2 separate regions of the Mus musculus genome follow, and region 2 is linked to region 1. A link is a loop called in an ENCODE intact Hi-C map of the cell type or tissue named here. Cell type or tissue: heart. All regions are shown on one strand. Links, peaks and the distances in the headings refer to the core of each region. The heading gives the core; the rest is flanking DNA. Region 1 holds the start of Haus5 (HAUS augmin-like complex, subunit 5). Region 2 holds the start of Kmt2b (lysine (K)-specific methyltransferase 2B).

The links. Hi-C counts contacts between places; a loop is a spot of excess contacts. Peaks named below come from ENCODE experiments on the same cell type or tissue, not always from the same donor. Only the 100,000 strongest peaks of a DNase experiment are listed, where the experiment ranks them.
Region 2: it touches region 1 in a loop (2.6-fold over the local background); 3 of 42 quality-filtered maps call a loop at or near these places.

The regions. Positions count from the first base shown.
Region 1 is chr7:30,661,349-30,676,603 of GRCm38, forward strand. It overlaps Haus5 (HAUS augmin-like complex, subunit 5), which reads right to left and starts at 3,646. Exons shown (of 19, transcript NM_027999.1): 1 at 3,483-3,646; 2 at 1,875-1,937; 3 at 1,747-1,779; 4 at 1,588-1,612; 5 at 521-626; 6 at 281-440. The coding sequence starts at 3,580. It overlaps Pmis2 (PMIS2 transmembrane protein), which reads right to left and starts at 10,257. Exons shown (of 2, transcript NR_027849.1): 1 at 10,152-10,257; 2 at 9,374-9,832. In heart, for the core only: CTCF peaks have their summits at 8,077 (motif pointing left) and 8,738 (motif pointing right); a DNase peak (open chromatin) is centred at 3,663; H3K4me3 peaks cover 1,500 bases; H3K27ac peaks cover 1,245 bases.
Region 2 is chr7:30,585,174-30,600,428 of GRCm38, forward strand. Kmt2b (lysine (K)-specific methyltransferase 2B) reads right to left here and starts at 3,553. Exons shown (of 37, transcript NM_029274.2): 1 at 3,182-3,553; 2 at 2,082-2,154; 3 at 1-1,856. The coding sequence starts at 3,544. It overlaps Zbtb32 (zinc finger and BTB domain containing 32), which reads right to left and starts at 7,769. Exons shown (of 6, transcript NM_021397.2): 1 at 7,739-7,769; 2 at 5,884-6,792; 3 at 5,623-5,696; 4 at 5,460-5,528; 5 at 5,183-5,347; 6 at 4,508-5,034. The coding sequence starts at 6,695. The coding sequence ends at 4,757. Gm32082 (a long non-coding RNA gene) reads left to right here and starts at 3,606. Exons shown (of 3, transcript XR_003946734.1): 1 at 3,606-4,146; 2 at 4,346-4,432; 3 at 5,041-5,186. It overlaps Mir3569 (microRNA 3569), which reads left to right and starts at 4,207; the gene lies at 4,207-4,264. In heart, for the core only: a CTCF peak has its summit at 4,437 (motif pointing right); DNase peaks (open chromatin) are centred at 188, 3,838, 4,438, 4,868 and 1 weaker place; H3K4me3 peaks cover 3,301 bases; H3K27ac peaks cover 2,897 bases; H3K27me3 peaks cover 355 bases.

The DNA.
Region 1 (15,255 bases), core at 3,193-11,192:
GCTATGAGGTAGTTCCTAGGTTCCTATCTGCCTTCTATGCAGGAGAACATCAGCTCCAGCAAGGTGGGCCTTATTTTGTATATTCACTTGTTTCTCCAAAGCCAGTGTTGTAGACATCCAGTTGGCACCATAAATCCAGGCGCTCAAGATAATAAAACTGCCCATCCTGACAGCCCTTATGCTATGGCTGGAAGCTCATGATTCTGAAAGGAAGGGATCAGGCAGAACACAGGGATTTCTGAGGAGAATGTCTAACCTCCTTGGGGAGGCTGAACCCCACCTTTGCATGTCCTGCAGATGTTTGAGCTGATTCTGCAGCCGCTGCATGGGGTCTTGCAACCCACGTTGCTGTCTTCGTACAGCCCCAGCTTGGGCCTGGAGGAGAAGAGCTCGATGCTGGGTGTCTTTCAGGCTCTGCAGTGTCTGTGTCATAGCTACATCTGTGGGAGGAACAGGGATGGCTGTCAACACTTTTGTCACCCAGGGTTTCACTGCCCATCCGGCTGGCCCCATGAGTCACCCTGAGCTTCAGACTCTTGATCCATCAGCTCCAGGCTCTGGTCTAGCTCTTGGTTCTCTGCCCGAAGGCGGGCCACAGTGGCTTCCAGCTCCAACTTCCGATGGATCTGATAGGATCAGGTAGAGGGTCAGAAGGTCAGATGCTTGGACTCCTTGGAGTTTAGCCTGGCTGTACTACCTTCTGGGTGGCATTCGGCTTCTCTCCTCATCTCCTGGGAGATGGTTGACAGATTTTTCTTTGTTTAAGTGGCTCAGGTCTGACATAGAAGCACTAAGAATCTACTTGGTTCTCTCCCTCCTGGAATTGCCTCTCTATCTTCTTGGTTTCTGTCTGTGGGGTGACTCCTACATCTCTGTCAGATGCTTTTTTAAAATTATTTTTTATTTTTATTGAGATAGGGTTTTGGTGTGTAAACTAGCTCAGACTGCCTTTAAATTCACAGTCTTCTTCAGCATCCACGTGCTGGGATAACAGGCAAGTACCAACATACTCAGCCTCCATTTTTTTAAAAAATGTATGTCGGTGTACCACATGCATACAGGTACCAGTGGAGGCCAGAAGGTGTTAGATCTCCTAGAACTGAAATCACAGTCTGCTGTTAGACATCTGCTCTGGATGCTGGGATAAGTCCTCTTCAAGAGCAGCGAATGCTCTTAATTGTAGGTCCCCCTCCTAGTCTTGACCTCTTCCTTGAATTCCTTAGCAGCTCTGACAAACTCATCCTTCTCCTTTTAGCAGTTTTGTTTACTGTGTCTACTTTTGACCATGTCTCACTATGTAGCCCAGGCTGGCCTTACACTCATGTTGACCCTTCTGCTTCATCCTGAGTGCTGAGACTATAGGACTCAAGACCTTCCTCTCTCCAACACCAATGCCCCATGTCCATACACCACTGCTCCCCATCTCGTGCCTGGCTCACCCTGGATCGCAATCCCTGGGAGCGCAAAGATCTGGGTTGTTTTGTAACATGGTGTTCCTGACAGACCCATCACCTCCAGGGCCTAGAGCAGAATATTTGCAAGCTGACTATTGGTTGAGGGAGAATATTAACCACACAGGCTTCTTACCTTTGGATTGTCCTGATAGGCATGCCTAGAGAAAAGAGAATAGAGTTAGGAGATGGCTGGGGCTTCCAGGGGAGAAGGCAGGAAGTAGAGGCCTTGGTTATGGACAAGGCTAGACAAAACTGGTGAAGATAGGAATCAATGAATTTAAGAAGCAGTTACCAGAGGAGGTTTCCCTGGATCTTCTTGATATTCCTGCATTGGAGAGATGAAGGGAGAGGAGTTGCTGTGGGCCTTCCCTGTGCCTTTCCCACTCTCTGACCCCCTCCCCTGCACTAGGTTTGGCTTACCTCTGACTACGCACATGCTGCACAATGTAGGCCCAGATGTCAGCGCCCTGACTCAGACACAGCCTGAAGGGATACAGCATAGAGTATGACTGGAGCATTGCCCAGGAGGAGAGGAGGACCCTCCACTGTCTCCACAGTTATGGTGGTGGAAAGTTCCAAGATTTCTCACTTCGGTGGGTGGGCCTGGGGGTTGTCACTGAGAGGGTGGCCTTCTCCCTAAGTCTGAGGGTATTCTTATTCCATGACAGGTTCTATTTCTTCTAGGAGAGGTTTAGTTGTAGTCACTTTCAGAGGTGGGTGTAAGAGGTTTCCACCCCAGGAAATGGTCTTTCATAACAGGGTCATATGCTACTGGTTTCTGCAGATTTGATCCCCAATAGAACAGCCACTGCCAACTGCCTAGTGTCACCTTTGATTAGGGTAAGAGTGGGTAGGTGAGGTGCTGTAGGAACCCCCTTATTCTGCAGATCTGTCTCATTCTCGATGAGGGATAAAGAAATAATAGTTTTGTTTTGTTTTTTTGGTTTTTTGAGACAGGGTTTCTCTGTATAGCCCTGGCTGTCCTGGAACTCACTTTGTAGACCAGGCTGGCCTCGAACTCAGAAATCCGCCTGCCTCTGCCTCCCGAGTGCTGGGAAGAAATATAGTTTTTAGCTTAATATTTTGTTTTGTTTTGTTTTTGTCTTTTCAAGACAGGGTTTCTCTGTGTAGCCGAACTCAGAAATTCACCTGCCTCTGCCTATCAAGTGCTAGGATTAAAGGGGTGCGTCACCACGCCCGGCTTAGTTTTTAGCTTAATTAATGTATACCAAAGTTATTTGCAGAGCTTGCTTCCCCTATCTCTGTCTCCTGCTGCAAGCTGTCTGCAGCAGCCACTCTCTATCTTCAGCTGTCTCCTGCTGCTTAAAGAATCTTCCCTTTCTCCAGGCAGTGGTGGCGCATGTCTTTAATCCCAGCACTTGGGAGGCAGAAGCAGGTGGATTTCTGAGTTCTAGGCCAGCCTGATCTACAGAGTGAGTTCCAGGACAGCCAGGGATACACAGAGAAACCCTGTCTTGAGAAACTCAAAAAAAAAAAAAAAAAAAAAAAAAAAAAAGAAAGAAAGAAAGATTCTTCTCTTTCCCTGCCAGTGTAAACAAATTCAAGACCACCCGGCCCCTTCCCTATCTGCAGGGACAGACTAGTGGTCATAAAGACCACAGCTGCCAGAAATGACCATCCTTGAGAAAACCTCCCTAGCCCTCCTCAGCCTGAATTCTGAGGAAAACTACAAGCTGCTTTGACCTTGCTGATTGCTGACAAAGTTTTCTGCCAAATTAAAATTATACTGTTGCTTTATTAGCCAATAATAAAATAGCTGTGTGAGCCCTTTCACAAAAAGTATAAATTAGCTGTATTTAGACAATCGGGGTTGACTCTCCCTGCGAGGCTGAGCAACCTCATGTGCGTCGGATTAAAAACCTCTTGTTATTACAGCGTCTATGATCAAGCTGTGTTTCTGGGGGTCGCGTTCTCTACACCTGGGCCCCGGGGGTCTAACAGGGCGGTGATCTTACTCCTCGAGGCTAATTCCAGGATGGGGAGACCTTACTCCAGAAGCAGCCTCACCTACGCAGCGTCGACTCCCGGGGGCGAGCTGCTAGGGGCACCTCCATCTCTTCAGCAGCCCAGCGACTCAGTTCCCGCTCTTTCTGCGTTAGTTCCATGGCTGTCACAGAGCTCAGCTGCAGTCGCAGCTTCCCGCACTCTCTTTAAGTATGGCGCCCATCTATGACGTCAGGAGCGCGACGCTGAGATGTCACCGGTTGCCAAGCAGACAGCAGGTCCCGGCTGACGGGTCTCTCTGTACCGGGCCGCTACCCGTAGCGGCTCTTGGCGCTCTAGTGTATGTAGGTTAGTAAATGAAAATGAAAAGGATGGGGTGAAATTCAGACACCCGCTTATCCACCTTTGTTCTTTCACTCACTGTAAGAGGCAGAAGGTTCTAAAAGCTTCACTCTACCTGGGGAAAAAAAGGGGGCGGCGGGTGGGAACGTGCAAGAAATTTCCTTTTCCCAAACTCGGGCTTTTAGACAAAACCCATCATTCTCTCAGGGACTTAAGAAAATCGTTTTTACTTGCTAAAAGTGGTCATTCTCCTCGTCTTTGGCAGAAGGGACATAGAACTCTTCCATTAATCTATGCCTTTGGTGGCGTCTATTGGCATATCGAGGTCTATGCTAGCTTCTAGGTTCCTTCAGGCCCTTCTCACAACAACCTCTTACAGAGTCATCCTGCCTGCCTGGCATACCCCGCCCCTACACCGAATCTCTCTAGCCCCCGAGCTTTGCCCACTTCAGATTCTCATAACTCAGCCATTTTGGCCACTCCCCTCTTTATTCCCAAGCACCCTCGGGGTCCTCTTGGAACCCTCTCTCCAAGTCTTCTCTTCTTAGCTCGCCCCCGCCCCACTCCCCACCTCTCCTCTCGTGGCCCCATCTATTTTGCTGGTTATATTCAGTCTGAACTCTTCCAGATGCCTCTGGCTGTACTCTTCTTCATGTCTACAGTAAAATCCTTCTCACCCATACTTAGGAGCATTCTTGTCCTGTTGTGGGTTGCCCTGGCGCCATTTGTATTTTGATGTTTATTCTGCTTCATCAAGAGGAGCTGTCCTCTACAATGAGCAGAGCGCATACTCAGGTGATCTCACTGGGCCTTCTTCCCAGTCTCAGAGAGGGAGGAGAGAGACATGGCCTGGAGAAGCCGCAAGTAGCAAGAAGTCTCATAGTTGGCAACTAGATTAGTACAGTGATAGATCTGCCCAATCTAGGCATATAGCTTATAACTATAACTGAGTTGTGTGTTTTTTATACGGGCTTATTGGGGTGAGAAATTACCGCAACATTGTCCTGATTTTCATTCAATGAGAAACAAATGAGAGACAATGGACTTAATGCTCATTTTATTAATTTTTAATTTAGCTAACTTTTCTATATATTTTAAGATATGTTAGATCTTATTTTGTGAGTATATGTTTTTTTGCCTGCATGCAGTACGGTAATTCCCCAAATTAATCTGCAAGCTCCACCTGCTCAGGAACCAGATAACTTCCTGGAATGCAGGAATTTAATTTTTAAAAAAGATTTATTTATTATTATATGTAAGTACACTGTAGCTGTCTTCAGACACACCAGAAGAGGGCATCGGATCCAATTACAGATGGTTGTGAGCCACCATGTGGTTGCTGGGAATTGAAGTCAGGACCTTTCAGAAGAGCAGTCAGTGCTCTTAACCACTGAGCCATCTCTCTAGCCCCCGTCTTATCTTAAAAATCCAGGTTTATAGAATTTTACTAAGATAAAAACTGCACCTCCATGCACGTATGTACAGCAATGTACCTTTCAGACAGCCACACTCGTAACATAAAAACCCACTTGCAATTAATTTTAGAAAGATTAAATGGTTTACACTATTAGAACTTGATTTTGCCTTCTGAAAATTATGATTATGCTCTATGTCTTTGCTCTTTAAAAAATACTTAATTTTGATATTGCAAAGACACAATTGAGAGATTTCAAACTTCCTTTAAAAAGTTTTAGAGGCTTACAACATTAAAAAAGGTTAAACATTACTGGCTTAGAGATGTCTCTCCTTGCCTAAGGTCTATTTAGGCTGACAGATGATTTAAGAATATATGTCTATCTTTGCTTTTGCTAGCATTATGAAACTAGTTTTTTAATAAACTGAGTCATATGGGAAACTGTTATGTTCTACAATGACACACCATATATAGGTCAGAAACGTTCCCAGTCTCTTTATGGATTAAAAAGCTTTGTTTTGACACTAAGAGAAGTCCAGTTTAAAATCCTTATTTTAAATCTAAACGTAAAAGAAAAAAATCTAAACATAACAGCTATAATATGTGAAGTTCTAATCTTATGAAGCTTACTAAATTACTGTAAACTATTGAGGATAATTAAAAAATGCAAGTTAATATAATCAAATTCTTCAATATCTTCAGAAGTATATTTATAGTCATGATAAACACTAAAAGCAGAGAAGGATGGTTTAACTCAGGTATGTTTGGTAGGTACCAGCTATAATCTGTTAGAGATCTTTTGAATATGTCATTTAAGATGTTTAAACTTATTATGACTGACAGAGACTCCCAGATCCTAGCAGTGACACCCCCTGCCAAGGTTTCCAAGAAGATAATGGGCACAGGGGTTTGGTGTATAAAGGACTCCATCTGGGTTGTGGTAATGCTAACCACTGGGCAAGACTGCCCCACTGCTAGGGCTCAGCCCTTTTGGACAAGCAAGACATGGAAGAATTGATTATCCTACTTTGCCTAGATAAGGTGAGGTCAGTCTCTCCCATGTTCTCCTCCTCAGAGAAGCCTCTCATCTTTGGGCCTAATGTCCAATGACTGCCTCTGTTCCCAGAGCCATGCAGACAGTCTGAGACGACTGGCTAGGGAATGGACTATGGACTAGTCTCTGTCTTTTTAATGGATACATAGGTTATATAGACTATAATTTATCCTTCTCAGTTCTCTGATCACATTGACAGCTAGGCTAACTGTAGCTTGTCAGCTAGGGAACAACAGGCAACTAGCTCCTGATCCAGGTAATCACCCACTGTGTCAGTTCGTCAGTCAGTTCATTAACTAGTTAAAGCTACTAGGTCTCTTATTAACAGAGGACAAATGGGTTTGCCTTGCTCACAGACCTCGTGTTAAAAGATAAACAGATTGTAGATGTAACTTTTCACTAAAGAAACATGTTTTATACTTTTGCTAAGACTTGAAGACATGTGTCTATTTCTGCTGTCTTGCAGATACTTGTTGACTGCTTCTTCTACACTGTTATTTTAATACAATGGTAGTGCTAATATACCTCCTTTTATGAACTGAAAAATTCACGTAATCTTCAGGGAATCAAAGAAGTCCCAAGACTTGAATCCACATAAGCACACCTGCCTGTTCCTGAAAATGGAACTTTTCCTTGGTCGTGGAACTTCTTTCCTTCCCCAGTTACCAGAAATTTTTAACTTCTGTTTCTAGTCACAGCAGATTTTCACTTGGCTGACATCCAGGGATCACCTGTAGATTGCAGGCTACTGAGCTTTGACTTGCTGTAGCTGATATAAACCAGTCCAGGCGATGGGACTGCTTTCTGTCTTTCAGCTTTTAATAAATACCCCATTCATTTCAGCCTTCCTTGGCCCTGAGAACATCCTAATATCAACTGGTCTCAGACAGAAGATACAAAACCCATCAACAAAACCAAGGAACCTCTCCCATAGTTTGAGTTGACAACTCAAACTTGTAAGAGAAGAAGGGGGATGTTCCAAGAATAAGGATGGATTTCACAGGGCTAAGGAGTCAGGGAGTGTAGCTGGTGTACTATGCATGAAGTTTGGAGTTCGGTCCCGAGCACTGCATAAACTGGCTGTGGTTGTGCTTACTGTAATCCTTCACTCAGCAAGTGGAGTAAGGAAGATCAACTCAAGGTCATTCCTAACTACAAATCAAGTTGGAGGCTAGCCTGGGCTATGTAGGTCTGAGACTGTCTCAAAGCACACACACAAATACACATGATAGATAGGTGATAAATAATAGGTAATTATAGATGATTAATAGTGATTGATTAATAGATTGATAGCTAGCTAGCTAGCTAGACTGATTGATAAACTGCTTTTGCAAAAGACCAGAGTTTAGTTCCCAGAACCCATGTCAGGTGGCTCATAACATCCTATAATTCCAATTACAGGGGATCCAATGGCCTCTTCTGGCCCCAGCAGACACCACATACACAGACATACATTCATACACATAAATTTTATATCTATATATCATCTATATATTTATATCATCTAGATAAATGTGTGTGTGTTGTGTGTGTGTGTGAGAGCGAGAGCGAGAGCGAGAGCGAGAGAGAGAGAGAGAGAGAGAGAGAGAGAGATCTTGGGCCAGGCATGGTAGGGAGTGCTTTTAACCCACTACTGGGAAGGGAGAAGAGGCAGGTAGGTCTCTGAGTTCGAGGCCAGCCTGGTCTACAGAGCAAATTCCAGAACAGACAGGGCTACTCAGAGAAACCAATTGTGGTACTATGAAGAATGAAGCAAAAGAGGGAAACTTGAGTCAGCTATGGAACCCTGGACAAGAAAACAAGACAGCTGTGATTTGACAAGTAGGTGAGCAACACTGCCACCTTTTGGTAGTTAACAGCAACTTCATCTGTGTTAGTGGGTGTGTGCCTGTGCTAGCCTGTGAGTGTTTGGAGGTAAGAGGTCATCAGTAGGTATTTGCCTCTACTGTCGGCCAACTTAGGTTTTTTTTTTTTTTTTTTTAGACAAAGCTCACAGAACCCGGAGCTTGCCAACTAAACTAGCCCAGTGAGTTCCCAGGATCTGTGCCTTCCTCCTGGGATACAGACAGGCCACAATCCCTGGCTTTTACATGGGTTTGCTGATCCAAACTTATACTTGTGCAGCCAGAGGGTTCAAGGCCTGGCTGTCTCTGCTAGGTAGTGCCACCTCTACTGATTCTCGTTTGCTATCCAGACTCTACTGAACTGGACTGCTAGTGTATCTGTGAAGTGTTTGCAAGTGGATGGAGCTGCTGCTGCCGACCTGTGAACTGAACTGCCAAACACAGAAGGGAGTTGCTCCAAAGAACCTTTTTTTTTTTTTTTTAAGATTTATTTATTTCATGTATGTGAGTACACTATTGCTGTACAGATGGTTGCGAGCCTTCATGTTGAAGGGAATTGAATTTTTAGGACCTCTGCTCACTCTGGTCAACCCCGCTCTCTCAGTCCATGCTTGCTCCGGCCCAAAGATTTCTTTATTATACTTAAGTACACTGCAGTTGATTTCAGATGCACCACAAGAGGGCGTCAGATCTCATTATGGGTGGTTGTGAGCCACCATGTGGTTGCTGGGATTTGAACTCAGGACCTTCAGAAGAGCAGTCAGTGCTCTTAACCGCTGAGCCATCTTGCTAGCCCAAGATAGGGTTTTTCTATTACACAGCCCTGGCAGTCCTGAAACTCACTATCTCTGGCTGGTCTAAAACTCATAAATCCATCCTGCCTCTGCCTCCTGAGTGCTGAGATTAAAGTCATGTGACAGCACACGTGGCCAAGGTTTCTGGTTTTTTGCTTTTTGTTTTTTTCCTGCTCTGAGACACCAAAAGCCCAGCACCTCAGCTTGAGAGGGAAGTCATGTAGAGTAAACACACATTCAGATTCCTAAACACACTCCCATCTTATTATGAATTATTATGTATACTTTACAACAAAAACAGGTTCAGGAAATCAAAGACGTGCAATTTTAAAAAATATGTGTGTGTGTTTGTAAGTGTCTCTGCTTCCCAAATTCTGGGATTATAAATGTGTGCCACAGAGCCTGGCACCATTATTGCAGTCTGACTTTCACAGGGTCTAAGCCAACATAGCTCCAGTGAAACTATTATTGATCCAGAGAAACATCTACACCCAGACACAGGCAAAGCCGGGATATTCCCTTCAATTTTATTGGGCTCAGAAATGTGATTTTTTTTTTTTTCATGAAAGAGCAGCTCAGTGGCTTATGCAGATTTAGAACTTGAGATGTGGACTTCCAAGATGCTTTTAGACAGCCGTGGAAGACAAATGAGAATGAACTGGTGGAGTGTAGTCAGGTGGCCTGCCTGGGGCCGTTTTTTGGATGTTGAGTTTTTTGGTTGGTGGGTTTCTTGGCAAGGGCATTTCTGAAGCTCTGAGTTTCTTCTTGATGGCTGGTCAAAGTCTAAGTGAGCATGTCTGTTGGGGGAGGAGCCCGTAGATGCTGATGTGTAGCTTTCATAGGACTAGGACAAGTATATAAATGATGCCTACAAAGGCTACTATGGCCAACATATTAAACCACATAGTTCGAGATGAGTTCCGGTAGGCGTCTTCCCAGTTGCTGCATTTATTGGCTTCGTTGGTCTGTAAGGGTAGGAGCATGAGTATGGGTTTCTGAGACAAGAAGCTCTTGGAAGGAGGGTTGGAGCCCTATAGCCACTGTGGGAAGAGCCCGACCCAAGACCTAGGACACAAACAGTTGCAGGTGGCAAGCAGAGGATAGGATGAGCAGTGGAGGCGGGCGGGGGGTGGGGCGGGGATACTTTTACCTGGATGCTGAAGTATATGGCTAATATCCCAAAGGGTAGGAAAAGAATCATCGCCAAGAGAGCCAGCATGACATAATTCCGAGCGTAAAATTTCAGTTCATCTGGAGTCTGTGGACGGTCTAGTGGCTTCCTACCTGGGGCTCCTTGTTCGTCTGTATCCATGATCTTTTCACTCAATGACAGATCCTGGTGTCTTGAAAATAGAGACCCAGATCCACCGAACTTCCCCGGGCCCTACCCAGAATCCTAAGAGCTGCGCAGTCAAAGGACATTCTTCACAATGGCTGTAAGGACATCTCCAGTCCTGATTGGCTACTCTCAAGAGGTGGGCGTGGTCGCGCTGTTTTTAGACAGTTGGTGCCAAGGAAGTGTGGTGCTGTGACAACTTTGTTCTTGTACCCTCACAGGGATTGATTGTGGGAAAGTCTGCCTCTTGCCTCTTTCTTCTGCCGAGTACCAAGGGATAGGAGAAGGAAGGCCTCAGAAGAGTAGGTAGATAAACCTGTGAGAAAGCTAGATTTAGCCAGGCATTGTGGCGACCATCTTTAATCACAGCACTTGAGAGACTGAGGCAGATCTCCCAATCTCTGTAAATGCAGTGCCAACTTGGTCTACACAGCCAGTTCTGGGACTACATAGTGATGCCCTGTCTCAAAATAATGCCTGCCAGGTCTCAATAGCAAAATCTTACCTGTAGAAAGAAAGATAAGTGGTAGATAGATAGATAGATAGATAGATAGATAGATAGATAGATAGATAGATAGATAGACAGATAGATAGATTGATAGATAGATAGAACCGAGTGAGCTGTGGCCACTTATAATCCCAGCATTTGAGAAAGGATTTCATATAGCCCAGGCTGGCCTGGAATTCACTTGACAGCCAAGAATGAGTTTGATCTCTTGACCCTCTCTTTTCTGCCTTCTGAAGTATAAGGATTGCAGACATACTCCCTATATATCTGGAAGAAAAATTGTATGTATGTATGTATGTATATATGTATGTATGTATGTAAGAACTGCCTTAAAGTGGAATGCCACTTAAATGTAGATATAGCTCAATGGTTTTAGTCCCCCAGAACTGTTTATAAAAATACAAATGGCATAGGAAGTCATCAGGGTGTACTCTTCAGATTGCCCCAGGTTCCTGCTGCCTCACTGCTACGCACACTCCAGTGAAGTTTGCTTGGCAGGCCGAGAAGCCTGGGAGCACTCATGAGGCAAAGAGTTTCAAGGAAACTCACCTCCTGGAACTTTGGCGTTCTCATAATCCGTATATTCATACCCTATCCCCGCGTTAGTGTGGTGTATGGATCCACGTGCTCTCTTTTACTATTGTCTTATTATAAGTGCCTTTAAAGATTGAATTCTGACATAGCTAAGCCTTCGCCAGTGTTCCAATGTCCCAGAAAGACCTTAAAGCCGACAAACTGGGAATTCAGTAGGAATCCAGTGAGGTTACCTATTCAGTAACATTCAGATTTACTTCTAGTAGAGACAGTGAAACTAATTAGGCATTACAAAGAACCTAGCCATAATAGCTCAGGGCTGGTCTGCAGAGTGTTTACTTGAGGCAGTAGCCAGTCTCACCCAAACACAATGGCCTAGCTAATCCGTGGGTTTACCATGTAAAAGTTAGGGAATCCCACTGAGACAGGGATCTTCACTACAGCCAGGTATAGCAGGCTACAATGCATATTAGAAGTAAGTTGGTGAATTCTTCTGACAAATGGAGATTCTCCACAGATACTTAAAAGTTACACTCATACAGGAATTTATCAGGGCCTAGGAAATGGGGGGGGGGGGTTGTGGTATTGCATTGTTCATGAGAAGGTCTGCTAGAGCAGAACCCCCTGGTGCTAGCTTTCACAAGGCTCAAAGAGGTAGCAATAATTGTGACTAGGGTGTGAAATCTTTACCTGTCACTAAGCTGACCCTAGGCAGGACTGCTTTATCTTTACTGTGAACATTTACCTGGTTCCTGTAAGTCCTTTTGAAGTCATTCCTTTGTTTTGTGTCAGGCAACTTCAATGTACTTTGCCTGCTGTGACTTTCTACCCCCTTTATTTTCTGTATTATATAAGACTGGTACTCACTTTGTGACAATACATTCAGATTCTACACAATCTCCTGTGTGCATCTGTCTGTCATTCGCCGACTCCTTGCCCATCTGCACCCAGAGACCCGTTCAACGCAGACAAGGGGCCCAAGAGGGTCTGCGGCACCTCACGAATATACTTCTTGCTAGTTATTCAGTCAGTTACTGAAACTATGAAGGAACTCTGCAGATGCCATTGAGATTGCCAGTCAGAGCCGGGTGGTGGTGGTGGTGCACACCTTTAATCCCAGCACTTGGGAGGCAGAGGCAGGCAGATTTCTGAGTTCCAGGCCAGTCTGGTCTACAGAGTGAGTTCCAGGACAGCCAGGGCTACATAGAGAAACCCTGTCTTTGGGGGGGGGGGGGATCACCAGTTAGTTGACCTTGTGTTGGAAAGAATATGGTTGTGAGGCTAAAATAATAAAGTGAGTTCTTAAAGGACCTTGGTCTTATTGACCAAAGAGACTTGTGGACTGGATGCAAAAGAAAGCTGCTTGTTTAGGACTTGAAGCTATAAGGAGTTACATAGTAAGGGATACAAACCTTTAGCTAGCCATCAGGAACAGCAGGCTTCTGAAATCAGCCATGACCATATTCATTTGGAAGACGGCCTGAATGTTGAATGAGAATTTAGCAGAGGGAACACCTTATTTTAACCATAGGAGATCCTGACCGGAAAGCTGGCACATAGACCTGCAAGTCGGTAAGTAAGCTTATGGAGATTGTTGTGCTCTGGTGGAAAATGAATCATATTTTTCAAGCAACGTGGTAATTAGCGATTCATGTGATAACCATCAGTGGACACTCATATAATACCACTGGGGTTCAGCTGAGTAGGGCACACGTGTACACACATGTACACACATGCATGCAGAGGCTCATCTTTTTCAGGCAAGCACTCTAGCACTGAGCTATATCTGTAGCCCTTTATTTTTTCTTTTTTTATTAGATATTTTCTTTCTTTACATTTCAAATGTTATCCCCTTTCCTAGTTCCCCCTCTAAAAATCCCCTATCCCCTTCCCCCTGCTCTCCAACCCACCCACTTCCATCTGTAGTCCTTTAAACAAGCATTTTTAATTTTTGAGATGGGTTCTCACTATGTAGCCCTGGGTGGCCTGAAACTTGCTATGTAGACCCAGCTGGCCTGCCTCTATCTCTTGAGTGTTGGGATTAAAGATTTGGGCCATCATGGATCGCTTAAAAGATTTAGTGTGTGTGTCTGTCTGTGTGTGTGTGTGTGTGTGTGTGTGTGTGTGTTTGTGAAGGTGTCCACAAAAGCCAGAAGGGGGCATTGGATTCCCTAGATCTGGAGTTACAGACAGTTGTGAGTCACTTGGTATATAGGTGCTGGGGAATTGAACTTGAGTCCTTTGCAAGAGTAACAAATGTTCCTGACTGCTGGGCTATCTCTGCAGCCCCCTTAAAATCTGAGGCATGGTCTCCATAAGTTGCCTAGGCATGCCTTGAACTTTCAATTCTCCTGCCTCAGCCTCCCAAATATCTGGGAGTACAGGCCTGCCTACACATCAGGCCCAGCTATAACTGTATTGCATTACAGACAAGCACCTTTAAAACCCTTTAATAATAACAGCAGCGAGCCACAGTTCTGAAGTCAGCAAATTCTTCATGGAATGATTTGGTTCAAAGTGGGAAGCAGAGGAGATGACCGCTGGTGCTCAGCTCACTTTCTCCTCTTCTCTTTTTATCGGCCCAAGACCTCAGCCAAGGGCTGGTGTCCCCCATATTTAGAGTGGCTCGTCTCTACTCCATGGAATCGCCTTCAAGAACTGTATTCCCTAGGTGATTCCAACTTCAGTCAAGGGGCTGTGGAGGTGGCTCAGGTAATAATGACTTTGCTCCACAAACATGAAGACCTGAGTTCAGGTCCCAAGCACCCAAGTAAACACTGACTGGGGTAGTGGCCTGTTTTTGCTCCCAGTACATAGCTGGTAGAGATAGGTGTTCTCCAGAGCAAGCTAGCTAGCCAGATAAGCCAAACTGGCAATCTCTGGGTTCTTGTGAGAGATCTTGCCTCAATATGTAAGGCATAGAGAGACTGAAGAAACATTTAATGTCATCCTCTGTCACATATATACACACATCACATACACACCCTCTGGCACACATATGTGCACCCAAACACGTATGAACATGCATGCCTGCATAGGGATTAACCATCACAACTAGTATAAGAAATAAATCATTACAGTCCATTTTCAGAATGAGGTGCATTTGGAGTTTATCAGAGAATCACGGTTAAGCAGGAGGCGCCAGACCCTTGTCCTCTCAATCAGGCAGCTGATACCTACTTGTCTAGAAATTCCCAGTTCATTCTAGGGTTTAAAAGTTACAGGCAGTCTGCTATTCAACTGAGCCCTTGTTTCAGAAAAGGTGGGACTCTCTAGACTGCAGGACACATTAGGGAAGGCCTTGCACTCAGAACCGGTGCCATCTGGAGAGGGGGCAATCCCAGACACTAGAAAGATCGTATCTCCCAGAGAAATCAGCCATGAGGACCTCAGGGGACGAGGCAATGCAACAGGAATAGAAAAAGCACTCGTTTGCACCAAACGGGTTTGTCAGCTGTCTTTGCCTTTTCTGTAGGCTGATGCTCGATGTCTTAAATCAGAAAATAAACTGCCCCACTCTTGGTCCTCAGAGTCTCCAATACTCTTCTTATGAAGTGAGAACCACTGTTTCTCACACCTCAGGCTTTGGCTGAAGGACTACTTGGCTTAGAAGAAAGAGGCTGCGTATAGAAATTATCTCATTTTGAAGTATCACAACAGGTGTGAATAGCCTCCTGGCTGTGGTTCCAGTTGGCTTTCCTGACTAATCTACTGGGAGGAGGGGAAGGAAAAGTTTGTGGCTTCTTCGAATGAGTAGAATGGACCAGTCTGGGTCTCCATGAAGATTTCAGAGCCAGGATACTATCTATCAGTTGGGTTCAATTTTGGGAGAACTGGATGCAGGGGTGGGAAGGGCTGGACCCAGTGGAGGTTAGGGACCAAGCACTAGAAATAGTGCCTAATCTTTTTTGTTGTTCTACTATGTAGCTATTGATGACCTGGAATTCACTGTGTTTGAGGACCAGGTTGTCCTCAAACTCACAGAAATCCTCCTGCCTCTGCCTCCCAAG
Region 2 (15,255 bases), core at 1-8,000, 79 kb before region 1:
TTGTGGTTGCTGTGGTGGTAGTGCCTGGGGTAGGAGCTGGGTCTGCAAGGCCTGCGGGGGCTGCTGGAGCTGAAGCTGCTGGCCTTCACTCAGAGCTGGAGCTCCATGGGGGGGCACCTCAACCTTAACAGGACTGGTGACCACAGGGACAAAGCGAGGCAAGCTGAGGTGATTGGTCCGCCCCACTGCCCTAGGCTCAGGCTCTGCTGGAGAGTCATCAGCAGGAGGCAGCTCTGGCTCAGGGGTTTCAAGAGCCCCAAGAGGAGGAGGGGTAAGCACCGATTCATAGATCTTCAGGTGGGCTTCACTTGGGGTAAACTGAGGGGCCCGAAGGAGCAAGGGCCTCCGGGAGGGAGTGGCAGGGGCAGGTGGTGGAGATGGGGCTGGTGGAGGAGCAGGTGGAGGTGGCGGCAGCTCCCGGGTTAGTGAGGTCCAGCGAAATGTGGGTTCCCTTAGGATAGACCGCCTCTTCTCAGGGAGTGGGACTGGGGTAGATGGGGGAGTTGGGACACGAGGTGGAGAGGAGACTGGTACTGGTTCCTGGGGAGCAGGTGGGGAGGTTGCAACAGGAGGTCGAACAATAGAAGCCTCCACCTTTGGAGGTTTGGGAGGATCTTCATCCATAAATCGCCGGGGTGTCTTGATAACACGGGAGGAGCGAGCACTCACTACAGGCATAATAAACTGCCGTATATTCTTTAAAAAGGTGGTACTTTTGGGGACCACAGTAGGACTGTCTTCCAAAGGGCTTCCTGTGGTGGTGCTAGGGTTTGGAGTGGGAGAAAGGGTGCCCTCTGGTCCTGACCGAGCAGCTTCCCTCTCTGCCCGCTGGCTAGGAGTCAGGGGAGGCCTGCCCCTCTTCCTAGAGCATGTAGCTGGGACAAGAGGAGGAGACTCTTCCTGCTTCTCTGGGGCTGGATATGGGGGAGGGGAAAGTGGGGGAGGAGGAGAAACTGGGGGTGGTAGAGGGGATGCTGGAGGTGGAGGAGATGTTGAAGGGGGTGGTAGAGGAGGAGGTGGTGAAGGGACTGGAGGAGTCAAGGGTGGTGACGGAAGCTTTGCCTCTTCCTTCTCCTTGGCTAGCATCGCTTCTTCCTCAGCCACAGCTCTCTCAGTCTCCTCCTCTTCCTCTTGCTTGTTGTTATCCTCATTGTCATCTTTTTCTTCCTTCTCTTCTCCCTCCTTCTCCTCCTCCTCCTCCTCCTCCTCCAGTTTCTGCTCCTGTTTCTTTCTACACGAGCCCCTTTCTGGTTCATCTCCATCTTTTCTTTGGGGGGCATCCTGCCAGCTTTCCCCACGTTGACCATGACCCTGACCTGATTCTAGTTCCTGGGACAATTGTCCCATCTTCACTTTCTTGGCCTTGGAAACAAACTTGATCATAAGGGGAAGTCCGCCTCGGCCTCTGCCCCTGCCTCCACGGCCTCCTCTCCCAGGCTGTCCTCCACGTTTGGGGGTTCCAGGTCCTGGACCAGGTCCCTCCTTGCATTTCCAACTGCCAGCTTTGTTCTTTACTGGAACCACAGGGGGCGGAGGCTCGGGTTTAGGGATTGTCACAGCCGCTTCTGCTAACACTACTGCTTGCTGCTTTTTCCGGCAGGGACCGGCTGGCCGTCCTGGGGGCCTTCCCCGAGACCGTCGGGGAGTAGAGGGTTCACGTGCCCGTGCCCGGCTCCGGGGGGGTTGGGGTGCTTGGGACCGCCGGAGAAGTTCAGTCAGTGCCTGCACCATCCGTTCTGTGCCCTCCTCACCCCGTTTCCGAGTAGGGGCCTTTGGGGGGACAGGAGTCACATCTGCTAGGCGAGGAGGAAGGGGGGTCGTCTTATGCTTGCGGCCCCGACCCCGAGGGGCTCGACCTAAAAGGAGAACAGTTGTGGGGAGATGGGTCAAACTGGCCCTTCAGTCTTAAGAAAAGCACCCCAGAAAGACAGGATACTAAGTCTTACTTGTCTGTTTTTCCCCACAGCCCAGGCTACCTTGGACTGAACACAGGACACTCAGTAACTGGTAGAGACTAGCTGAACACAAAGGGCAAGAACCTTCCCGCAACACTAGAGAGGTAGAGTTTCCCCATCACTCACCTCGCTGGGACCGAAGCGCAGAGCGCAGGGAACTGGGGGCCACATCTTCATCTGAATGAAAACCCTGAAACTCCTGATTTAGGGGACCAAGGGTGAAGGGGAGAAACAGCAGTCAGTACCAAAGCCCTGGTTCCATCTGGGCTTCAGGTGTTGCAGATATGATAGTTATCGTCCACCTTAACATACTCCTCCTCATTTACCAAAGAACTTAAAAGACTGAGGCAAGGTCAGAAGGAATAAAGGTACAAGGCGTTCTTGAACCAGACCATTCCAGCACAGCCATCAGTAATTCACTAGCCCAGAAGAAAACACTAGAGGGTCTCCTCGAGTTAAGCAATAGGCATTACAATGAGGGCTAATTCCAACTTAAAACAAAGTAGGTCCTCCATTTACACCCTTGCAGGGCATTCTTAAAAATGGGGAGTGTTTGGGGGAGATGAGAGGTGGAGCAGATGGTTTATCATATTAGAATCCACTCTGAGCCCTCAGAGGACAGCTAGCTCTCCTAAGCAATAGAATCCACACCCTCCTGCCTTCTCCAAAAGGCTGAGAGGGATAAACCATGACTGCACTCACTCCAGATTCAAGACTCAGCATTCATTCTATCCCTCTTCAACCCGCGCCTAAGAAGCCTCCACCACTCTACCTTAGAACCAGAGAGCAACTGGGGCCCTGGTGGAACCAGGGCAGGGATATGTCGCGGATTTTAAGGGCCAAGGAGGCAGCCTGCAAGTAAGAGCCCAGGAGGCTCTCTAGCCTTGGTCAATTAAGGCCACGCTGCTGCTGTCAACCACCGCTGGTCCGGCATGCAATCCCTATGGCCTCTTCACCCACTCCTGTCCTGCTCTGCCATTGCTACCGCGAAAGATCAGCTCAGGACACCAATTGGGCTCCAGGCGTCTAGCTGCAGTCAGGGTTTCTCTGATCACTTTCAAAGGCCCTAGCTACCCAAACGCTCCACGCAGCCTGCTTCCTTCGTGCTTCTTTCCAGGAGCCCCGAGAATCCCACTTGTCCACAACACCCTTCGGAGCTATCCGGAGCCCTGCAAGCCCCTGGCCTCCGCCCTACCCGGCGCTAGAGACACCTCCGACCGCCTCACCTCCTCCTCGGATTCCCCGTCACTGCTCTCTTCCTCCGGCATGCAGCCTCGGTTCGGGCCCCAGCCCCGTCCCCGGCCGCGGCCTCGGCCTCGCTGAACTCGCGCACCAGCCCACAGGCGGCGGAGCCGGCGCAGGCCCCGGCGAAGACCCAGCAAACGGAGCAGGGCCGTGTCCTCCCCGGGCTCGGCTCCTCCCGGCCCCGCCGCGCCGCCACCGCGCCGCAGGGCTACCCGCACTCTTTCGGCTCCGTTGCCTCGGCCGCCGCGGCCCCCGCCCCCGCCGGAACCCCGCGGCCGGCCCGGGAAGCGGCCCCGTGCGGAGCCAGGCCCGGGGCAACTGCCGCCGCCCGCCGCCGCCGCCATCTTGGCACCGTGAGAGGGGCCGGGGAGGCGGGGGGAGGGGCAGCCCGTGCGCAGGGCCGGGGGGGAGGGGAGAGGAGGGGAGGAGGGGCAAAGCGGGGCGGCTGCGGCTCACGACAACAACCAGCGCCGCTGTGGGGCGGGCAGGAGCCGGGGGCTGGGCTGGCCACGCGCGGGGCACCACGGGAGCAGGAGTCCTGGGCCGGTCGGCCGTCACCCTCCAGCCGCACCTGAAGAGCGGACCCCGCGTCGCGGCCTGAGAGCGGGAGGCGCAAGGTCTTCTGGGGAATGTAGTCCAGTCGCCTTGCTCCTTCCGCCGACAGCTGGGGCGCGAGAACTGGGAATACCGGGTTGGCGACAGAGACCAGGAGAACCAGTTCCTGGTCTCCAGGAGGTGTGGTTCCCGGCTCAGACTCCTCCCATTGTTCTAGTCGGAACTAGCGACCTGCATGGACTACCATTCCCAGGGTCCTTCCCAGGGTACCGTTGGCTTCGGACCCTGGGAACCCGACGGACACACAGTAGACGAAGTTAGCTATTGCGCTAGGCGTTGGCTGAGGGGAGGGCGGCGGCGCTGGATTAGTCTCACTTCCAGGCGCAACCCGGTAGCCGCATTGCCCGGCGCGGAGGGGAGATGCTGGAGAGGCTAGTCTTCCGTCCCTTACTCGGAGGAGAGCAGACCGGTGGTCGAAATCCGGACCTCAGTCTGCGCTCCTCTCCAGCCCTAGACTACGCGCGCGGTAGATTGCTGTGGGAGGAACCAGAGTCTTGGGGCGCCTCAAAGCCACCTTTCCTCTCCCGCAGGGTCTGGAGCGCCTTTGCCGCGTGCTGCCCTCGGGAATTATACGAAGCCCCCCGGAAGGAGAAGTGTGACCCTCTGTTTATTGAATGGTGAATGGCCAGCAGGGGCCGCTACAGGGCAAGGGTGGAAACCCCCTAGCACAGAGGAAAAGTCTGGACTCGTCCTGACTGGAGCACAGGAAACTTTATTATAGTGATGAAATTGACAGTCCCCAGTTAATCTTCACCGAGTTAATTGTCCTTTAACTCGGGCTCGCCAGGCCGAGGCTTCTGCAACTCGCTTGTCCCGGAAGGGTTCGTAGCTCCTGTCTCGCAGTTCTTCTGTGGTTAAATTTGCCAGGCCGCCCTAGCTGAGCCCTTCTGCCTTTCATTCTTTGGACTCTTTGTCAAGCCAGAGAAGCTACCAACACCCGGTCAGGTGGCAGCAGAGGAGGTAGGACTACCGGGAGAGCTGGAGGCCCGGGTCGGCCTCGAGGAAGAGTAGAGGAAGGTGGAGCGTATGGTCCATCCAGGCGGCAGCCGGCTGGGCGAGTGGCCACGCATGTGCGCCTGCATGGAGGCCAGGCTAGGGCAGCCAGCCCTGCACAGAGGGCATCGATAGGGAGCAGCCCCATGTGTCCTCAGGTGCTTGGTCATGGCAGAGAAATCCCGGGAGCGCTGAGGACAGAGGCTACAGGAGAAGGGCTTCTCTCCTACAGGTGGAGGAGAAAGCCAGAGAAGGAAGAAATGGGCGAAGGCTCTCCAAGCTAGGGGTGCGTCGAGCAATAGGGCAAGGGAGGAGCTGGCAGGCCGGCGATGGAAACGAAAAAGATAAATTCACACTGGGCAGGATGCCCATACCTGTGTGGACTCGGTAATGTGTCTCCATCTGATGCTTGAGTGAAAACCTCTTTCCACACACAGAGCAAGAATAGGGCCGAGAGCGAGCAGGAGAGGGTAAAGGAGGGTGTTGGTGAGATGGGCAGTTCAGTGTGCGCTCCTGACTCACACAGGTTGCCAGTGTGCCTGTGTGGACAGAGAAATGGCGTGACCCAGACAGAATCCCTGAGGCCGAATCAATACAATGTCTAAACGATTTGGTGAGGAGAGGGGAGGCGGCAGCTCTCACCCTACTTACCTGTGAACCCTTGCCCAGACGTTTCTATCTGCCAAGGGCTGAGGGTTTCAGTGCCCTGGGGAAAAGATCCTGGAAACAGAGTGAAGTAGGGGCCCTGCTAAGGCTGGACTCCTGGAGCCCAGCCACTGGGCAAAAGCCCTGTGTGGAATACTGAGGGGCTTACCTGGAGTGGGGCTAGAGGAAGCCAGCTGATTCTGACTCCAGAGAGCTTTGGAGTGGTTCAAGGTCAGTGGGATCCTGGGTGGAGAAGAATTACAGTCTTGGCAAAGCCTGAGAACCTAACTGACTCTGGCCTGTCTTGTGATGACAATATTTGTTGTCTCTAACTCAGGAAATGTACACTGAACCCTTCCAACCATCACTGCTGCCTCTCCGGAGCCACTCCCTCCCTGCCTAGATGTCCTCCTTTAAGCCTCTCACTCACCTCTGATCTTGAGGCCGGACCTGCCAGGCCGCAGTGATGGGGGTACTATGGGAGAAGGGAGCACCGTATCTGGAGGGCCACAACAAGATGCTCCACAAGGCCGACTGGCCCTCCCCCAACCTAGGGACTTCAGCCCACCAGGGCCTGGGAATGAGGCTAGTTAGGAGGGAACCTGGTGGGGAAAGGGGATCAGGGCACCCACGAAGACTCTCCTCAGAGCCCTTGTGGCTCTCGATACCTCGCATGACCTCCTCTGAGCTCATCATCCTAGTTGCTCCTGCCATCTCAGGCCTCTCTCCGGGTGCTTTATGCTTGTGTGACATCTCCTGTTCTCTCCCATTACTTCTAAAATCCTTCTCTGGCTTCTGTTTCTCTCCAGGACTCCCAAGTCCTCTCTCAGAGCCCCTCATGAAGTCTTCTGATTGCTGGTGCCTCTTCAGTCCTGGATCCAGCTCATCTTCATCCTTGCCCTTTTGAGCTCTCTGACAGGCCTCTTCCAAGGCCTGTACCCCCAAGGCTTTGGCTGCCTCTTCAAGGTCCCCCAGCTCCCCAGGCTGTAGCTCTATACTCTCTCCATAGACAAAGGTCAGAATCTGAGCAAAGGTGGAAGGGCTTATGTCTTCAACCAGAGCCCACCGGCCCCTGCAGCCAAGCCTTGGGCTTGCACCTGCCAGCACTAGGCTGTGAGCCGGGAACTCCAGGCCCCCTACTGTGATCAGGGTATCACACAGTGCTGGCCGGAGTCTAGCCGCTAACTGTACCAACCTATCAGAGCCATATGGGCTGATTAGTCTTGTGGGGGTCTGGGGCATTGTTCCTGGCTAATCTACCAGTTTCACAGGCTCTGAGAGGAAAGCCACAATGGGGGATCCATGATTGAAGTGGGAGAGAAACCGCATACTCTCTGGCCTGTGAAGGGGAAGGGAGAAAGAGTGAGTGTCTGGGCTCAGATTGGTGCTGTCTGTCCTGAATGAATCAAATAAACTAAGCCAAAGGCCAGCTGTGGGGATGCCACACTAGGAGAATGCACACTGGGCCAGAGGTTAGGTTTGGGGCCTGAAGAACGACAGCCAGGCAGTTAGCAGAGGTATCAGATAGTGGGTTTAGGGCTGGTATAGTTAGCAAACACCCAGCTTAAGGAAGGTTTGGCTTCCCCAGGCTCTTTTGCAGGGAAAGCCTCTGAACAGCCTGGCCTTTTCCACACTTTGCATCAAACCTGGCATTTATGAATGGAGGAAGATGCGACCTCATGAGAGAGCTCAGACAGCTTTTGGGTCCTCCCCCAACATGAGCCCAGAAAGCCAGAGAAGGCATCAAGACAGCTCACATGGCAGGACAAAAGACTCTTAAGGCGTCACACAATTGTCTCTGCAAGACTGAAGCTTCTAGAATACACCCTCTGAGAAGGGATTGGAAAAGAGCAGAGATCTCCATCCAGTGGGTTAAGGGAGTCACACAAGAGTTTTAGAGAAGGCTTTGATGCCTGAGGAAGTGAAAGAAAGGAAAAAGAGACTGGGGAAAGGGAAGCTACTTCCTCTCACAAGGAGGATAAAGAATGGTTGAGTTCTGTTTTTCATAAGCCAAAAGACTAAGACTCAGAAAGTGCTCAACAAGTCAAGACTTTAATCACACATCAAAACCATCATGACACAGAGAGAGATAGCCTGCGAGTCTTAGCATCCTGCAGGCCTAGCTCGGTGTGGACCCTCCATGAGTAAGCAGCATGGTGGGGGAGGCAGAGAGAGGAATGAGGAACTACTTAGACACCTTGGAGTGAGGGATGCAGGGTGGCAGGAAGTAGAAAGAAGGTTGGAATGGAGGAAAAGCACAGCTGGGGAGAGGGATGGTAACTCACCTCTGTAGCTGCCTCCTAGTACCGCATGCTCACTACTGCTCCTGGGGTTCCTGCCCACCTACCCCCAGTTAGCTCCACCCCGTCCTCAGTCATCCCAAGTATTAGTCTGCCACAGTCCCCTAGAGGGGTGTGGCTTACTGTCTCTGCTTAGGACCTATAAGAGAGGCTACAGATCTACTTTTAACAACCCGGACTGCCTTGCCTCCTCAGTCTAATTCACTTGTGAGTTCTGTAGAGTCAAAGATGTGAACCTGTGGTGACAGGGACTTTGGGATAGTCAAGAGTTGAAGCCTCATCTCTGCCATTTACTAGTTGAGTCACCTTGGGCACGTCATCCCTCCCTCAGTCACCTCATGCATCAAGTGTCATGGTCTCGTCCAGAGGTGGGGGTGAAAATGAAGTGCCATGCATGAGGAAGCAGTCTGTGAGCACAACACAGCATTCAGCTGCTATTAGTTCTACATCCTGGAGGTGGCCATAGCAAGGAGTAGCTGGAAAAGCACTTGTGATACCTCAGAAGTGTAAGCATAGAAACACAGAATGGGAAGCAGCAGGCAGAGGAAAAGCCAAGGCTCCTCCTTTCCCTGGCTTAGTTCATCAGGCCCCCCTTCCTCTATGAGACTGACCCTTGTCCTCTGGACCACAGCAAAGACTAGGTGTGTGTGACTCAGATCCTCCCAGCAGACTCTGAGGGGGGCAACCCCAGGAAGCCTGTGGTGGTCTTCGAAGAGAAAAATCTCCTTTTCTTGGGCTGATGACAAATGACATTTCTCTGAAATCAAAACCAGGGGTTTCTTTCATTTTCTGCTCAAGGGGTCAAGGTCCCTAGAGATTTCCACCTCTTTTGACACCTTTAGCGCCCCCCCCCCATATGTCTTCTTCCTGTGTAGCTCAGGCTGGTCTTGAAATCTCTATCATCCTGTCTCAGCCAGTGCCACCACGCCCAGTTTTGATACTCTTTAAATTGAGGAAGGGATAAAAAGCCTTTGAAACTCAAATTTGTTTGTTTCCTTTTAATTTATTTTACTTATGTTTTGTTTTTTACCATTCTACCAATCTGATCCTAAGCTGCTCTTCTCATTCATGGCAGGTGTCTAATCTGTCATACATATGGAGTAAATACGGAGAGGAGAGACAGGCCAGACATTGGCTGGGCTGCTGTGGTGCCAGAATGAGCTGAGTCCCCTGAGGTTTCTCCCTAGCTTCTGGCCCCTCCTCGAGCCAATAACGAACAGTCAGATCTGTTTTTCCCCCTTGGCTCCAGGACTCCAAGATGTTCAGTCCAGCCTTCTATTACTCTATCCCTCCAGACCTAGGATGCCTTCCCTCCGATTCTAGCTTGGGTGCAGGCAGGTGGCGACCCTCCTAGATCAGACAGGGTGTGTCGGTGGGTGAGGCTGGTGAAGGGTTAGTAGGGTGGAGATAGGGGAAGATGAGTCAGAGCGAAAGGGAAAATGCAAATGGAACCCTGTGTTCATCTGCTCCTCTGAATGTTAAATATTTTCCACTTCTGAGCTTTCTAATTCCTAACATCATGCACTTGGGATCATACTAGATACTGCTATGTAAAAGGCATACTAAATGCCAGCCCTTCTGATAAATGTACAAACAGATACAAGCCTTCCTCCAACACAAAAACACAGTCTCTAAAAACAAGAAGTGGGGCAAAGTTGTAGCGGGAAAGGCACTGGGGTCTGACAGCAGCCGCATCACCCAATGGAAGAAGTCCCTCCCTTCTGCCAGTGACTCAGCTGCCCCACTAGTATGCTTCACCCACTGATGACCAAAAAGTAGGGACCACTCAAAGATAGTCTGTGAGGACTGACAGTAGGCTTTCAGAGCACTGAGGAAAGAGCCAGGGGGTTCCCCAATGAGTAAACAAAAGGCCCTGAAGAATAGGAAACCCCATTTTGCCTCCCACTTCCCACTTGGTGTCTTCCCACAGTAAGGTTATCCCTTACAGAGAGAGGGGGGGGGGGCGCCCGTAGAGGTATTTTCAGGGCCCTTTGCACCTAAGCCCTTATGCTGGGGACACTGGGGTCCCTTCCCTGGCCTCTTCCTACAGCCATGGAAGAGTAATCACAGACACTTGGCATTAAGCAATGATAGGAGAAACAGATCCAACAGCGTGCACTTTGACTTGCAAGAGTAGAGCCAGGATCACAGACCCTGTAGTTGCCTTTATCCCTCAGACATTTAGCCACATCCCCCTGCTGCTCTCCCGATGGCTCTCTGGGTCAGAGTTCGGAAGCCCTGCTGTGCTATGGCCTTGCAGACCCTCCCCCAGTGCAACTGCAAGATAAGGTCATGGTTCCATCTAATATCTGGCTCCATGTAATGCCAGGAGTCACGTAGACCATGCTACACTAAATCACATGGAATGGAACCTCCTGGTTCCTTAGAAAAAAACCTAGACAAGTCGGATCCTCTAAGATTAGATGTCTTTTCTTCAGGATCCCCATTATGCGGTACATAGAGGCTATCTCTCCTAAGAAAGTACCTCTCTAGGATTTTGAAAGAACACTCTCCCTTCAACACCCTCTACATTCTACCCATAGTGTGATGCCACACCTCTCATAATGCTCTCCCACTGCAAGACCCAATCATACCCCCAGCGTAGCAAGTTCAGCATCCTAATAAAGCTCCTTATTATGAAGGGTAATTTCAAGTTCAATCCTTTCCCAAACTAATTACCCTGCTGCACCTGGCCTCTGACATACTGAACCTGACATACTGTTCTGGTAATGTCTCTCATCCCTGAGAAAAGTGGCACTTGCTGGCAATCATAGCACTCAGGAGGCTAAGGCAGGAGGATTGTGAGTTTGAAGTCAACCTGAACAACATATTGAGGCCCTGTCTGAAATAAACACAATTGTCCCTATTTCCTGCTTCCCAGGATCATTCAGAGAGCATCATCTCCCTAGCGTAGTAGAGTCTAGAGCTCACAGATTAGGACACACTGTGTCCAGGCAGAAGCTAAAGTGCATAGATTTGGACATATGATTGGAAGAGAAATATGTGGGGAAAGGAGGGATGATCGCCGTACTATTTTGTTGTTAGTTTGTTCTTTGAGATAAGGTCTATAACCCAGGCTGACCTCAAACTCATGGAACTCCTCCTGCAGTAGCATTCCAAATGCTGGGGGTTCTAGGAATGAGCCGACATACCCAGCTTTTCTGTTCTCTTTAATACCTGTATTACCGAGTCAAACTTGAGGTCTGACATTTTCTTCCTGCCAGTAGGATTGACCAATGAAACTATAAGGAACATGTGTGAGGTACTCAGAGCACACAGCCCGAGTGTAAAAACAAAGCTTAGATTGTAGTGCAAAACCCAGCTTAATGTAACAAGGTAACAAGTACTGATTCTATGTAAATATTACAGCTAAACTCAGACCTTTCACAGCATGCCAGGGGTGGTTGCTTTATGAAAATGCTCTCCTTTCATTTTCCCTCACTTTTTTCAGTTTTGAGGTAGAATCTCACTGTCTACCAGACTGCCCGGGCTGGTCTTCGTCAATTCTCCCACCTCGGCCTCCCAAGAGCTTGGATTATAGGTATGAACCACTACACATCCCTTTGTCCCAGGGGTTTTAAATACTGAGTCCATTTCCCAAGCCAAGCTGAACAGAATTCAACTTAGAAAAAAAAAAAACTGTTAAAATAAAAATCTTCCCAACAAAACATTTTCTCCAAATGAAGGTCCACACACTCCCCACAGTATTTACAAGTGTAAATTATCCAATTATCCAAATCTGAGAGGAATTTTTGAGCTGTTCACTGGAGACAAGTATGTCCCACGCATACCAGAGCAGAGAGACACCTCTGGTGAATTCCTTTCTTCCCTTAAACCAGCACATAGGAATAAATAATAAAAGAAAAAAAAAAAATACTGGCACTTGGCTTAACCCAAGAACAAAGTATAGTCGATGCCTGAAGGGGCTGAATGGGATCCTAAAGACCCTGTGATAGTTTAGCCGTCAGAAACCGTAGGCACCAACTCATTTTCACAATCCTGTCCTCAGTCTAATTATGGGGCTGAACTCTCGCCAAATCCTCAGCCGCTTTGTGAAGGCTGCTTCAAGATGAGTGCTAAATATCAGTATTTACCTAAACTCAAGCAGAGGGCCCCACTCTGGACTCCTTGGGCTATGTTCCTCCCTGTGGGCTGAAGAGTCCCAGGGCATCAAGAAAGTAAACCCACTTGTGTGCTGAGAGAACTGAACTACATATACACACTCATTTACACATGTGCATACACAAACATACATACACATAAACTTTCACATATACTCACACATACACACAGACACACACACTCTCACACACAGACAGATACACACACCTAGACTATATTCTGGAAATCCAGAGTCCAGAGTTTACTGGACCAAAAGATGCTGAGCCCACACCCTAGGTCCAGATGGGCCTCAACTGTGCACCCATGAGAGTGGACTATCTATAAACATATATACACACTTGAGGTCCTGTATTGACTTGGGATGGATGTGCAGGTTAGTATATAAGACCTACAGCAAGCATGGGGGAAAATGGGTAATTTGTGGTCTCACTCAGAATCCGTACACAGTATGGAATAAAGTCTGCTCTATTCCAGTGGTTCTTAACCTCTCAGGACCTCACCACCCAGACACAGGAGCAGCTCTTCTTTTTACATTGATCATTTCAGACACGCATACAATTTCACATATGAACAAGTAACAAAATGAATCCCGCAGGATGCTGTGAAGCCCGTGCCTATTCTTGTCATCTTTGCAATCCCTGTAGCCCTTGTCCCACTAAATACATATACACACACATGTGCACACATTTCCTGGTGATTTTCATGAGCAAACAGACCGTGGAAGCCCAATCATAGCTCTGTCTTCCATATCTATATTTTGGATGTATCCCCAAAGTACCCCAAAGACCTTAATACTACAAAACAGCCAAGTGAAATTAGGTATCAACACACTGCCCCACAAGTTACCACAACAACAACAACAACAACAACAACAACAACAGGATCAGTGACCCAAGAATGGAATGCAGGCTTCTAATTCCATCACCAGAAGCTGAGGCAGGAAGATCACAGGACTGGGGACAGACTAGAAGTACATAGCAAACCCCTGTCTCAACCAAAACTAGCAATGTAAAAGATCACAGTGAAGACGGTTCCCTAAAGCACAGAGGGTCTCACACAACTCTCTCCACAGGCCAGCACAACTGGTATGCCTGCTCTATACTTTATAGGTCAAGAGCATGGGAAGGTTTGGGCACCCCCGAAATTTGAAAAACCACAGATCCAATCGGGGAAGTTATCCGTTCCTATTGGGCAATACGTTTGGCTGGGATGTAGAGGCTTTCACTCCAGAACCTCCAGAGAACCACTGGGCCAACATCCTGATCACAGTGTCCACTCTGGATCCAATGCCGAGGCACTTCAACCTCAAGTCGGGAAAACAACCATCTGTGAGGCCTGGGAAAACGGATATTGATAGTTTCCCAGTGAGCTTCCAACCTCATGAACATTCACTTCAGCCCAAGCTGGGTCTAAAACCCCCAGAAAACTCGTCACCACGTGCACACCAGGGAACCACAAGCCTCTCCCTTCAGTTGCCAGAGCCCAGCAGTGCTGGTGGCTTTTCCCACTTCAGCATAAGCTGGCCTCCGGGACCATAACAAAAGTCGGAGGGCATGCTGCCTCTCCTGACCAACCTGGGTCCAAAAATGACCAAGAGCCACACAACCTAAAGCCATTAACTCTATCTTCTGATCCTCAACAATGTCCCTCGAGGACACCCCCACCTCAGCCCTAGCATTCTCTAGGGTAGGCGCAATAACAAAGAAAAGGAAGAAAAGCCATAGCACTCACCAGTTTGGTCTCCTCCTACATCAACCTCACCCACTTTAAGGACTGCTCAGGCCAGAGTGGCCGTTACAAAATGGGGATCGACGCAAGCCCAGGAGCTCGAGGCCAGCGCGTGCACAGCCTCAGTGCGCTTGATCCTGATGCAGACACTGATTGGCTGCAGCTCTGGCTCTGCTCTTTTCTTATTGGTGCCTGTTGGGTGCTGACCAGCCAGGGAAGCAGCTGGCTTCTCCTTGCAGCTGATTGGCTGTGGAACTCGGGCCTTGAGTCTGATTGGCCTGGAGGTGTGTAAGCCGCAAGGCGTGAAGCTGAGATGCGGTGTTGCCACGTAGCCAGCCAACAGTGTTGATTAGTTACAGATTTTGCCCTTTTATGCCTACTCTGACCTTTCTGTCACCATTAAAGACCTTGAAGACTTCTTCAACACGAACTTAAGGAAACTACCATCTTTCCTGTTTATGCCCGGCTATTTGAGCACCTCCAATCTGAAAATTCAAGCTTTCTTCTTAACCCCCTACAATATGTGGAAAATAACAATCTATTGAGAGGACGTAACCTAACGCAAGGAGTTTGTGTCTTGGTGAGTGCAAAATCCAAATAAAGCCGGACATAAACAATCAAGAAATTTTTATTTTCATGTTCTCCATCAAAAGAAGTATAAGGAATTTATTAGAGAGGCTACACACACTCATTTGGAAAGGATATATTACTGAATGTGCCCAGTTTGTGCCATAAATTTTTATCTGAAAATAAATAAATGGTCCAAAAAAAAAAAAAAGACAGTTTTACTCTGGAGGCAGATCTCCCACCCTCCCTCCTTCCCTCGGGCGCCCTCTCTCTCAGAGTGAGGTGCCCTTAGAAGACAGATGTTAGATCCACTGGAGCATTAGCACTCACCAGCGCATTAGGCCCTTCAAGGTATCTGCTTTGTCTAGTCTCTAACAAAGTGAGGAGAGTAGGAAGAGAATGTAGGGGGCTACCACACTAAATTGGAAGGGCCTCAAAAGTCAGCCCAGCGGCAGGTACTTTTCCTAAACCACCACGGACTGGATGTATGACTAGCCTGCCCGACCCTCACCAGAAAGTATTCCAGCAGGGAGGACGCCAGCCCCAGCCATGGGTGTGGGTAGCGGTGCCTTGACCCATTATGATTGGCCTGTTTGAATAAACACTTCTATTGAATAAAGCACTTCTAATTTTTCAAGACTTGACGGCATGCTGAGCCAGCAGCCACCGAGTAACACTGCAGGGCCCAACCAGGATCAAGTAGTCCCTGGATCTCGGCCAGGGAGGCACCTTGCACAAACCAGTTCTGGTCCCAGCCTGCGGTGGCACCGCTCATTGGCTGGCCCTGAGCCACAACCAATGAGACACGAGGGCGCTCTCAAAGAGGCCGGCCTTGATCTGCCGCTGCCGCTTCTGATTGGCCGCAAGGCTGCACTCGCTGTTGATTGATCAGAGGGCCAGAGGCGTGTGGAGCCCGCAGCTTTTCTAGGCTAGGCACGCTTCCTATCCCTAGGCCTACGGAAGAGCTGCAGGGAGGAGACAGGAATGAGCACTATGAGTATCCTTAAAAAACAAAACACAACACACACACACACACTCACAAAACAAAGCAGCGCACGATCCTAGTTCAGAACCCACAAATGTAA